3 separate regions of the Homo sapiens genome follow, and regions 1 and 3 are each linked to region 2. Evidence: chromatin contacts called from ENCODE Hi-C or POLR2A ChIA-PET data. All regions are on one chromosome and are shown on one strand. The core of a region is the stretch at or near the end of the contact, and the rest is flanking DNA. Distances in the headings are between cores, read along the strand shown. Region 1 overlaps NFATC1 (nuclear factor of activated T cells 1). Region 2 overlaps CTDP1-DT (CTDP1 divergent transcript). Region 3 overlaps NFATC1 (nuclear factor of activated T cells 1).

What was found. Hi-C counts contacts between places; a loop is a spot of excess contacts on that map. ChIA-PET counts read pairs that join two places held with the same protein, here RNA polymerase II (POLR2A). Pooled maps may share reads with other maps.
Region 1: a loop to region 2 is called in a pooled map, with 5 times the contacts of the local background. The contact joins two enhancer-like sites. A Hi-C loop is called at or near these places in 1 of 168 maps with a recorded cell type or tissue (transverse colon), 6 of 37 single-sample maps with no recorded cell type and 4 of 50 pooled maps.
Region 3: a map with no recorded cell type shows a loop between it and region 2 (9-fold over the local background). The contact joins two enhancer-like sites. A Hi-C loop is called at or near these places in 1 of 168 maps with a recorded cell type or tissue (ascending aorta), 1 of 37 single-sample maps with no recorded cell type and 4 of 50 pooled maps. POLR2A ChIA-PET finds 5 or more read pairs at or near these places in 2 of 52 experiments (activated CD4-positive, alpha-beta T cell and activated T-cell).

The regions. Positions count from the first base shown.
Region 1 is chr18:79,458,011-79,461,143 of GRCh38, forward strand. The region is part of intron 6 of NFATC1 (nuclear factor of activated T cells 1); the gene reads left to right. It overlaps LOC101927897 (a long non-coding RNA gene), which reads right to left. Exons shown (of 3, transcript XR_001753515.2): 3 at 1-3,133. Among named protein-coding and RNA genes, the nearest start is that of NFATC1, 64 kb to the left of the region's middle. RefSeq lists an enhancer at 2,387-2,746. Within about 2 kb of position 1,506, at least 21 of the 41 ENCODE cell types and tissues checked have a DNase peak (open chromatin) inside an H3K27ac peak, as active enhancers do.
Region 2 is chr18:79,641,821-79,644,684 of GRCh38, forward strand. CTDP1-DT (CTDP1 divergent transcript) reads right to left here. Exons shown (of 5, transcript NR_136643.1): 3 at 51-319. Among named protein-coding and RNA genes, the nearest start is that of CTDP1-DT, 36 kb to the right of the region's middle. Within about 2 kb of position 1,396, at least 5 of the 41 ENCODE cell types and tissues checked have a DNase peak (open chromatin) inside an H3K27ac peak, as active enhancers do.
Region 3 is chr18:79,438,172-79,441,239 of GRCh38, forward strand. All of the region lies in intron 3 of NFATC1 (nuclear factor of activated T cells 1), which reads left to right. It overlaps LOC124904334 (a long non-coding RNA gene), which reads left to right. Exons shown (of 2, transcript XR_007066426.1): 1 at 1-3,068. Among named protein-coding and RNA genes, the nearest start is that of NFATC1, 44 kb to the left of the region's middle. Within about 2 kb of position 1,265, at least 3 of the 41 ENCODE cell types and tissues checked have a DNase peak (open chromatin) inside an H3K27ac peak, as active enhancers do.

The sequences.
Region 1 (3,133 bases), core at 256-2,755, 180 kb before region 2:
GAGATGATCGTGGAAAAGCCGCCATGAACCTCAGTGCGTGAGTCCTGTGTGGACGCCTGCCTGTCTCCTGAGCACATGCCTCGGTGTGAAAGGGCTGTGGGTCACAGGGTGGCTCCGTGTGAGGCCCTGCAGGCAGATGTGCAGCAGGGCTGGGTGGCTGTTTCCCCTCCAGAATCTCCTCTGGGAGCCAGGCTGGGACAGACTCCTGGGGGAGAGCCGGGGATGGATGAGACGCCCCAGGGACGCTCGCTTCTGGGCATGAGGATGCTGTGGGGTGCACGGCACGAGGACGCCGCGGGGAGCAGGGCACGAGGATGCTTTGGGGAGCAGGGCAGGAGACGCCGTGGGGAGCAGGGCTCGAGGGCACCGTGGGACCCAGGGACGCTGCTGCTTCCACCAGCGGCCCTCGTGGCTTTCTTTGTGGAAACAGTGGCTCAGCATCAGCACCGGCGTGGGGGTGGCCCGGCTCCGGGCGGCGGGTCCTGGCCGGTCTGGGAGGCTCCTGGGCCCGCAGGCCTGCCTGTGTGGAAACCTCGCGGGTGTGGCAGGGAAGCCTCCCGATGACTCAGACTGCAGGGAATTCCCTAATGATCTGGAATATTTTTACTCCTGCACTCGGGCAGTTTCCTACTAAGGACTCGGAGCTCTGATAAGGCTGAACACAAAGGCCCTTTCAGGACCGGCTGCCTTCCTTCCTGCCAGGGGCTGAGTTTTGAACAGCACGGGGGCCGGCGCTGCCCGTCCGGGCCTCCACGGAGCTGGGAGCCGCCATGGCGATGCTCTTGCCGGCGGGACGCGGCCCTGCGTCTCCTTTCCTGAGATGCGAGGTTATTTCCATCTTTCAGCAGTCTCGGCGCTTTGTCTTGTTCTGGAAGCAATTGCTAGATAGACATTTCTGGCCGTGAATACTATTGCTTTTGAAAGACAATTACTTTATGATCCTTAAGCAGAAACAGAAAGCCTGCCCTCACCCTCACCCTGGTCGACCTGAAACGGCCACAGACGTCGGACACCACGGGGAGAGGCCCCACCTCCAAGAGGGAAGGCCACAGGCGCTGGCTCAGCCGGGGTCTTTGAGGAAGGCAGGGATGTTTGTCGGTTCCCCGCACTTTTAGGGGAAGTCTAAGCGTATCTGCTCCCACCTGCGCAGGAATTGCAGGGTGCGGGTGCTCCCAGGTGTGCGGTGGAGGCTGCTCCATGGCAGCTGCTGAGCTGGGCCTGGCTGGCCACGCAGACGTGGCTCCCCTTGGGGCCGCTCCGGCAAGGATGGTTCCCCACAGGCCCACGAGGCACGGGTGGGAAAAGACGCCTCCATGCCGTCGTTCCATTTGCTTTTCATGGACTCACCGCTGCGGGGCAGCCACCTGGAGGAGGCCGCGGGGGAGACGGCTGGAGTCCCTCTTGCTTCTCGGGACATAAAGAGAGGAGCAGGCTGTGTTGGCCTCGGCTGCAAAAATGGCGTCCCCTCGGGGTGTCATTAAACGCGACATCCTGGCCCCGTGTGCGCCTCAGTGTCCCTCCTGCTCAGCACAGTCACTGAACCTCCCTCCCCTTGCCAGTGCCAAAGGCCTCCACAGCGTCAGGGAAGTTCCTAGGGAAGCTGAAGTTGTGACTCTGAGCTTCCTGGGCTGGGCGGGAAGCAAACTATAGCCTGTTGCGCCCGGGAGCTTCAGAGGACCACAGCCTTTTGTGGGGTGTGGACGGGGCCTCACCCCAAAGATGGACTTTGTCATAAGAAAAGTTCAAAAGTCATTTTCAAAAGGTGCCAAACAACCAGAAGACTTAGTTACACACAGAGTGATTTGGATTTTTATGAAGTGGGGGTGGAGGGGCTTCTGAGTGGTGCATCTGGGCTGGGGGCTTCTGGGAATCCTGTGGCATCAGCACCTGTGCTGGAGTGAAAACGCCTCTTTCTTCCCAGCTCCTGAGCTTTCCAGGGCCTGGAGGACTTGCTGCTTCATGAAACTCAGATGGCTTCAAGCGCAACTGAGTGTACTTTTTAGTTTCCTGTAATTTTTTTCCTAGAGGAGAGAGGGATGCCAGGCTCTATCGAGTGGGTTCATCTGGTGGGTAATTTGCGTGGGGACCTCGGGCCTCCCGGGCTGGCATGGCCAGGGCTTGGCTGGGCGGCTCTGGGGTCCTGTGTGACTCACATTTCCTCTCCACCCTCCACCCAGGCAGCAGCCCGGCACTGTAACAGAGAAAAAGGAGATTTTGTCTGATTTATCAGTAATTGAGGGTTTGTAACAGACACACATTTTCTTCTTTGGAGACAGAGCATAAGGATAAACTTAAGTGTGTATACCTGTAACTGTTCATTTTGGGAACAGACTTTATTTTGGAGAAGATAAAAGGCAGGAAGAGACTCTGTAGGAGATTGACATCTGTTAATTTGAGATAATTGCCCCAAACTCAGCCCATCTGAGGGGCCAGGCCGTGCACACACCCAGGCTGTGGTGGGGCCGCCTTGTCCGTGTGCGCCTGGAGCCCCCACTCTGCCAGGCCTGGAGCAGAGAGCACAACGCGTCCTTTCACTACACCTCTGGGAGCCTTTTTATTTTTTAAAAACATGCAAATGGCCACTGGGGAAATGCCAAAAATACCTCGTGTTTTGCATTTCTGTCTCCTGATGGGCAAGAAGTTGTCAGAGGAAGGCTCTTCTCATTTACCCAGTGGTTCCTTTGCACACAGGCAGGGCCAGCGGCCAGGCCCTCATCCACCAGAGTAGACCCCAGCACGAGCAGGCGTCGCACCCTGGCGTGGAGCCCCCGGCCCCCCGTCACTACTCTCACACCTCCTGCATCCCTGGGAGGCTGGGCTGGGAACTGCAGAGCCGGGTCCCAGGTCCACGCACAGACGCCCTGCACACGCTCTGCTGATGGGGTACCTGCTCCCCCTCACACCTGCTCTCCCTGGAGAGGACGAGGGCATAGAGACCCTCCCGTGACCTGTCCTGAGGCTGTGAGAGGCCAGCAGATGCAGGGCCAGGACGGATTCCTGAGGATGCCCCTGCCCTGTAGTCCCTCCTACGCCGGGCTGGGGTCAGAACAAGCCCTGAGCCGCGTGTCCTCAGCTTCTCCAGGCTCCCAGGGCAACTTTGGTGTCGAGCTCGGGGCCCTGCCAGGGCACGTGG
Region 2 (2,864 bases), core at 146-2,645:
CTCCCCAGGCTCCCTCCCAGCCTCCTGGCCTCGGGTTCCAGGCCTCTTACCATGAGGACGATGACAGGCCCGGAGCTCCCGTTCTGATTTAAAACTGCGGACCCAGCCGAGACCCTGCAGGGCCTCCAGCCCCACCTGCTCCTTCCAAGCCCGGTCTCAGCCCGGTCAGCGCCGCCCCCTCCGCCCTGAGGAGGAACCTGGCCCTTCGGAAGTCTTCCACTGTGTTCTCTGGGGAAACCACGGCGCCTCTCTTGCCAAAGCCTGGTTCCTTCTCTCCCTCTTTACCAGGCTGGGTTTTGCCGGCATTGTCTGTCGGATGCTATGGAGATGGGAAAATGAATTTCATCTTTCATCTTGCACACACCTGTCTGAAGGCCCAATGTTGCCCTGGTGTGGGGACAGCGAGGGGCAAACTCGAGAAGCCCCTGTGGACGCACAGGTGGCCTCGTGACACCCCCAGGGGAGGCGCCCCAGACCCCCCCCCCCCGCCCGACGCCAGAACCCACGGGGCGGGGCCTCGCCTGGAATGGGGCATCCTCTCTAGAGGACTTGGGATACCTCGAACTATGCAATGCGGTGTAAATACTGTTTACACGGTATTTTATTGGGTTTTTTTTATTGTTGTATTGTGATTTTTCTTCCCCTCTGGGGTTGGTGGAACCCTCAGTTGCAAACAGGAATGCAGAGGTGGATGGTGGTTCCACGATTTGGAAATCATGAAAGACTACAGAGTCCTGCCAGCTTCTTGGTAGAACTTTGTTTTTTATAAGCTCGATAGAAGATCTTATTAGCTTGATGATTCTTTGAGACCAGGTGCTATTCTTATCTAATTTATTTATTCATTTATTTCCTCAACAAATATTTCTTAAATGACTTTTATATTCTCCCCCAAGCATCTTAAGCAGATGCTTAATAATAGGAAATAACACTCCCTTTATACAATAACATTACGCAACGCCATCATTTGTTCTCATAAAGGCAATTAGTGCATGAATTTCCACCCCCACCCTCAAAAAATTGCAACACTGTGTGCGGTGGAGAAATCCTGGGCTGTCTCAGGTTTCCTCACTCCACACTCTCCCCAAGACAAAGTGGGTAGTTACCGCGCTAGAAGGTGGCCAAGAGCATGTGAGTCTACAGGCAAGTACCTTACTCTCCTGGGGTGAAAATAATTCGGAGAAAGTAGAATATATGAAAAGAAAGTGTGGAGTTAAAGAACCAAAGCTCACAGACCATCTCCCCAGTAACCAGAGTTACTTAAATGCTTTGAATGCCACTTCTCTCATCTAGAAAATAGGGGTGAGGCCTCTAACTTCCCAGGACTGCCGCCCACGTCAAACCCTACCCCGAGCATGTGAAGCCTCTGAGGCCTGCGATTTTGGCTGACAGAGGCACAGGCGGAGGCCAGGGCAGCGTGGGGAGCAGGAAGCCCCCGTGGCAGAACAAGAAGCTCCCCGTGGGGGAACAGGAACCCAAGCCCCATGGGGGAACAGGAAGCAGGTGAACTTGCTGCCTCCCCTCCCAGCTGGTGCGTCCCCAGCAGACAGAGGCCCCAAAACACCGAGTGACTCAACCTACAATCAGGCTTGTTTCCAAAACCTTGATTTCCAGGTTTCAAAATTGTAAGCTAAGCCCCGTCCATGGCCATGTGCCGCCCAAAGACCCCCCTCAGCCCCTCAGCCTGTATTCTTGCCCCCATAACTGCAAGCACTGCCCGGGATGGCCAGTTCCATAAAGAGCCAGCTTCCTGATTGCATTATCCGAGGACGAACCTCCCCAGGACTGAGGAGTTCGTCCCCCGCGGCTGATCACACAAATGGATCAAGGGCCTCCTGCTTGGAGGCCGGAGGGGAGAGCAGGTGAGACAGAGTCATCGATTCCCAGGCAACGTGGAGCACACATCTGCGCCTGGAAGGGGGCTGTCCCATTCTCGTGGAAGTCAAGGGATTTTTACTTCATCCTCCCACAGGCATCCTTCCTGCGCTGTTTCAGAGCCTAGAAGCTGGGGTGCCCCACAGGACTTGGCCATGTCTGCACCTCAACCGACAGTCACTTAATATGTTTCTCGAATTAATTTTAAATGTAATTTTGCTTTTCCACTTAGGCTCATTGTAAGTAAAACGAGTGACATCATGGACTAATGTGCCTGTTATATTACTCTCTGTAACACATTCGAATTAATGTATAATAATACGTAAGAAATAACTAGTAAAATAAAGAACGTGTGTGCACATTCTTCCTAAAGAGCCTCTCTTGCACGGACAGGACTAGGCATAAGGTATTTGGGGAAACTGTCTCGCGAGAAGTGAGGGGCGGAGGCAGGTGTCCGGAGGCCTGCAGGTGCCACGGGGCTGAGGCCGGCCTCCTGCGCGGAGTCCCTCCCTCTGACCTCCCCGGGGTGCGAGCCCCACCTGCAAGGCGGTGGAGAGACGTCTCCATCTAGTGGCCGCCTGCTTCCATTACACTGGGAAGCAAGTTCCTGACCCTGAGGGTCCCGGGTTCCTTTTGGTGATGAAAACCCTCCGGAACTGAATAGCGGTAATGGCTGCACAACCTTGTAAATATACTAAAAACCCCTGAATTGGGCATTTTAAAGGCATGAATTATATGGTACGAGTTATATCTCCATTTTTAAGAGAACTTTTGTGAAAGGTTTCAATATATGAGCAGAAAAACCTTGTTCACGTCTTCTTATGGTGAAATGAAAGCATCTGAAGCACAGTGAGTGTGTCTTTTTTACTTTGTCCAGAAACATGAAGTTTAAAACATCCAGGGACCACAAGTCTTCGAGATAGAAATGTTTCATTTGTGCTTTTCTGTAAGCCACAGCTATAGTTACTACTGAATACCATTCTTCCAGGACC
Region 3 (3,068 bases), core at 15-2,514, 200 kb before region 2:
TTCCTCCTCTCTGTTTCTGGTTGTGCCTCCTTCCTTCCCTCCTGCTCTCTTTGCCGTGGACTGCAGCCCCCTCGCCAGATGTGTTCCTCACATGAGTCAACCCGTCCTTGGCCTGCGTCCTCCACTGCTCGTGGCAGCTACACTCTCCCGGAGGTGGCCGGGAAGGGCCCAGGGCCTTGAGAAGATGTCTTTGCAGCACGTCCCCGGCCCTCGGCCTCCACCTCCATGGCACCCACCATCCCACGGGGGCACGTGGACCTCTGTGGGATATAGCCTGACCTCTGACCCAGGGGTCAAATAACTCAGGTCTGTTTACCAAGTCACCAAAATAACCTGCCCGATAGCATCTCACCCATCACACGGGAGGCCGGGCTCGTGTGAATAATTAATAGGTCACTGGAATGTGAAACGAGAAGCCTCGGCCCGTTCTGAAACAGCATTTTAGGTTTGCAGCTTATAATATTGTCAGTTAGGAGAAGGGCCAACTGAGTCTGCAAAGAGGTGAGGGCGGGTGGTCTGGGATCCTGCCTCAGCCGCGCGGGTGAGAGGGGCGGGCGGGTCAGGCGAAGACTCAGAGTCAGGAGGCCAGACTGGCCCCAGGGAGGGCTCCTGGCCATACCCCAAGCTCAGGACGCAGGGTGGGGCGGGCCCGCTGGTGCCCACAGTGGCCTTGGTGGGCCTCTCCTTCCATTGCCCAGCTTGTAGGTCAACTTTGCCTCCACAGATCCGTAACAGACGTTTTTTCTGTCATGTAAGAAACTTGACAGCTGAAGACCAAGGAGTGGAGCCTCCCGTGAGGCAGCTCTTCTTTTCCGGTTGTTAAAATGCGCGTCGGGCCAGTGGTTCTGACTAATTCTCACTTTGTGTGGTACCTTCAGCTGGCAGGGGCTCGGGGAGTGTTCAGTACCGTGAGGAGCAGGTTCCTGAGAGCCCGTGAATACCGTGGACAGATTACCACAGCACGCACTGTTCCACGCAGGGCCTCATCCACGCTTTCTTAAGTGGTTTGCCACACACAGGAGCTCCTGGTTCTCCATGTCCCCTGCCAGGCAGGGCTGTTAAACTGGAAAGCCGGGGAGGGACGTCGCTGGGACACATTGTTATCTGATCAGAGCTCCGAGGCCCCACCAGGAGCTGTGCTATTGCAGAACCTCAAACAGCAGCCGCTCCGGCCCCGCCCCAGGAGCCACGCAGAGGCCCACGCACGGGGAGGACGCCGTGGGGTGGAAACTAAAGTGCAGGTCTGACCACAAAACCACACGCCACGGCACCGCTGCTGCCAAATGCCGGAGGCCTGCAGGAGGCACGGATTAATTTTTTATGAGTCTGCCTTGGAACCTAGACAACAGCCCTCTCCTCTTTCAGCACAATTTCAGGGCGAATGACCGTCACTTCCCTGGACTGCTAAGCGCATAAACGCACAGGGAATTTCCTAGTTCCACATACGCCGTTGTTCCCGCAGCCCATGCAGCTGGGAGAGCACACATGGTTGCCGTCGGGCTGTGTCTGTTTTCCCAGGAGCAAGAACTCTCAGAAGTGCAGTGTTGAAGCCCGAGCCTTCCCCGTGTCAGCTTTTATGATGAACGAGGATTCACCATTTATTTCTCCCCTAAAGCAAAGCCCACGGGCTCTGTTTTGAGCGATGGGGACAGATGCTCGGTGCTGCTGGGAAGGTGTTCACGGGGCAGATTCGCTGTGTCAGGAGACCAACGTGGAATGAGGTCGGCCCAGCCAGTCACTGCTTAAAAACAGTAATGACAATATTTGAGAAAATGGGTGGAATTTTGTGGAGATTTACTGGCACGGGGAAGGCGTGTGGCCTCTGGCAGGTCTGCGACACTGATTTCTAACTACCTGTTCCACAGCTCCACTGCCTGGAAAAACTGGCAAAAATGTGGCCTGGGTCTCCTGACAGGCCTGGCCATTGGAGTGGGGGTGTGCAGCTGAGACAGGAAATACGAGGCGCATGAGTGTCCCCAAGCCCAGATCCTCAGCCTCCAAAATCTTCTATTAGTAATTTCAGAGCTTTGGCTTCTTGGTGCTTTGGGAAAATTTAAGATGACGCGTGGGCTCTGGCACGGCCGTTGCTAGTGACCTCTCCTAATAGCGCAGAAGGGCCTCCCAGGAGGCTTTCCTAGGTAGAGAGGGGTCTGCACGCCCACTGGAACATGCTCTATCCCAGCCTCAGAAAACCCACATTTGGTGCAGGTGGGACAGGAGGAGTGGACACGTCACCTGGAGACCACATGAGAAGCGGCCATCTGCAGCAGCAATCACCCCGTGGGGAGGCGGCGCCCTGGCAGCTCTCATGTGGGGCCTGGTCCTTCCTCGCTGCCTGAGCAATGGGCCCTGCTTCCCCGCAGACACCGTGGTGCCCCTGGGCCACACCCAGCAGGTGTCCAGTGACCGAGGGTGGTGTTGGCCATGGCAGGTCCCTGCCCGTTTCTCCGAGGACCTGGGGCTGTGACCCAGCTGGGTTCTCCCGGGAAGGAGCGGCCACTGTCTGCACTGTCCAGTGCTGAGGGTGGCAGCCATTTCTGAAGCCTCCCAGGTTTGTGCCCTGCTGTGTCTGAACAGCTCCGGAGTGCAGGGTCTCTGTGTCAGTGCCGGTTCTAAGAGGAACGAGATGTGGTTTCAGAGACACTCCTCTTCTCTGAGGAGCTGCTGGGCGGGACGGCTGCTTGCTTTCTTTGTCTGTGACGTTGGTGGCTGTTCCTTGCCCAGGCCCTGCCCAGGCCAGACGTGGGAGTGGCGGCTGGGAGCACCCATGGGCGTGTGCCCGTCTGGGCTGGGCTCGTGTCCGTGGACCTGCCTCAAGCCACACCTCCCTCCTCCAGGCAGGACACCGGGCCTTGTCTGTGGACAGAGGCGCTTTGCTGGGAACAGCACAGATGGCCCCTGGGCCCTGCGGAGCCGAGACGCACCATCATACACACTTGGAGCACATAGACTGACCAGGTCTCACCCTGCGAGGCTCCCTGAGGCCATGTCCTAGGGAAATAGAAGGTTTCACCCGGAGATTGGGGAGTGCAGGGCTGTGGCGCTGCAGGGTGCGGGCCCTGAAGGAG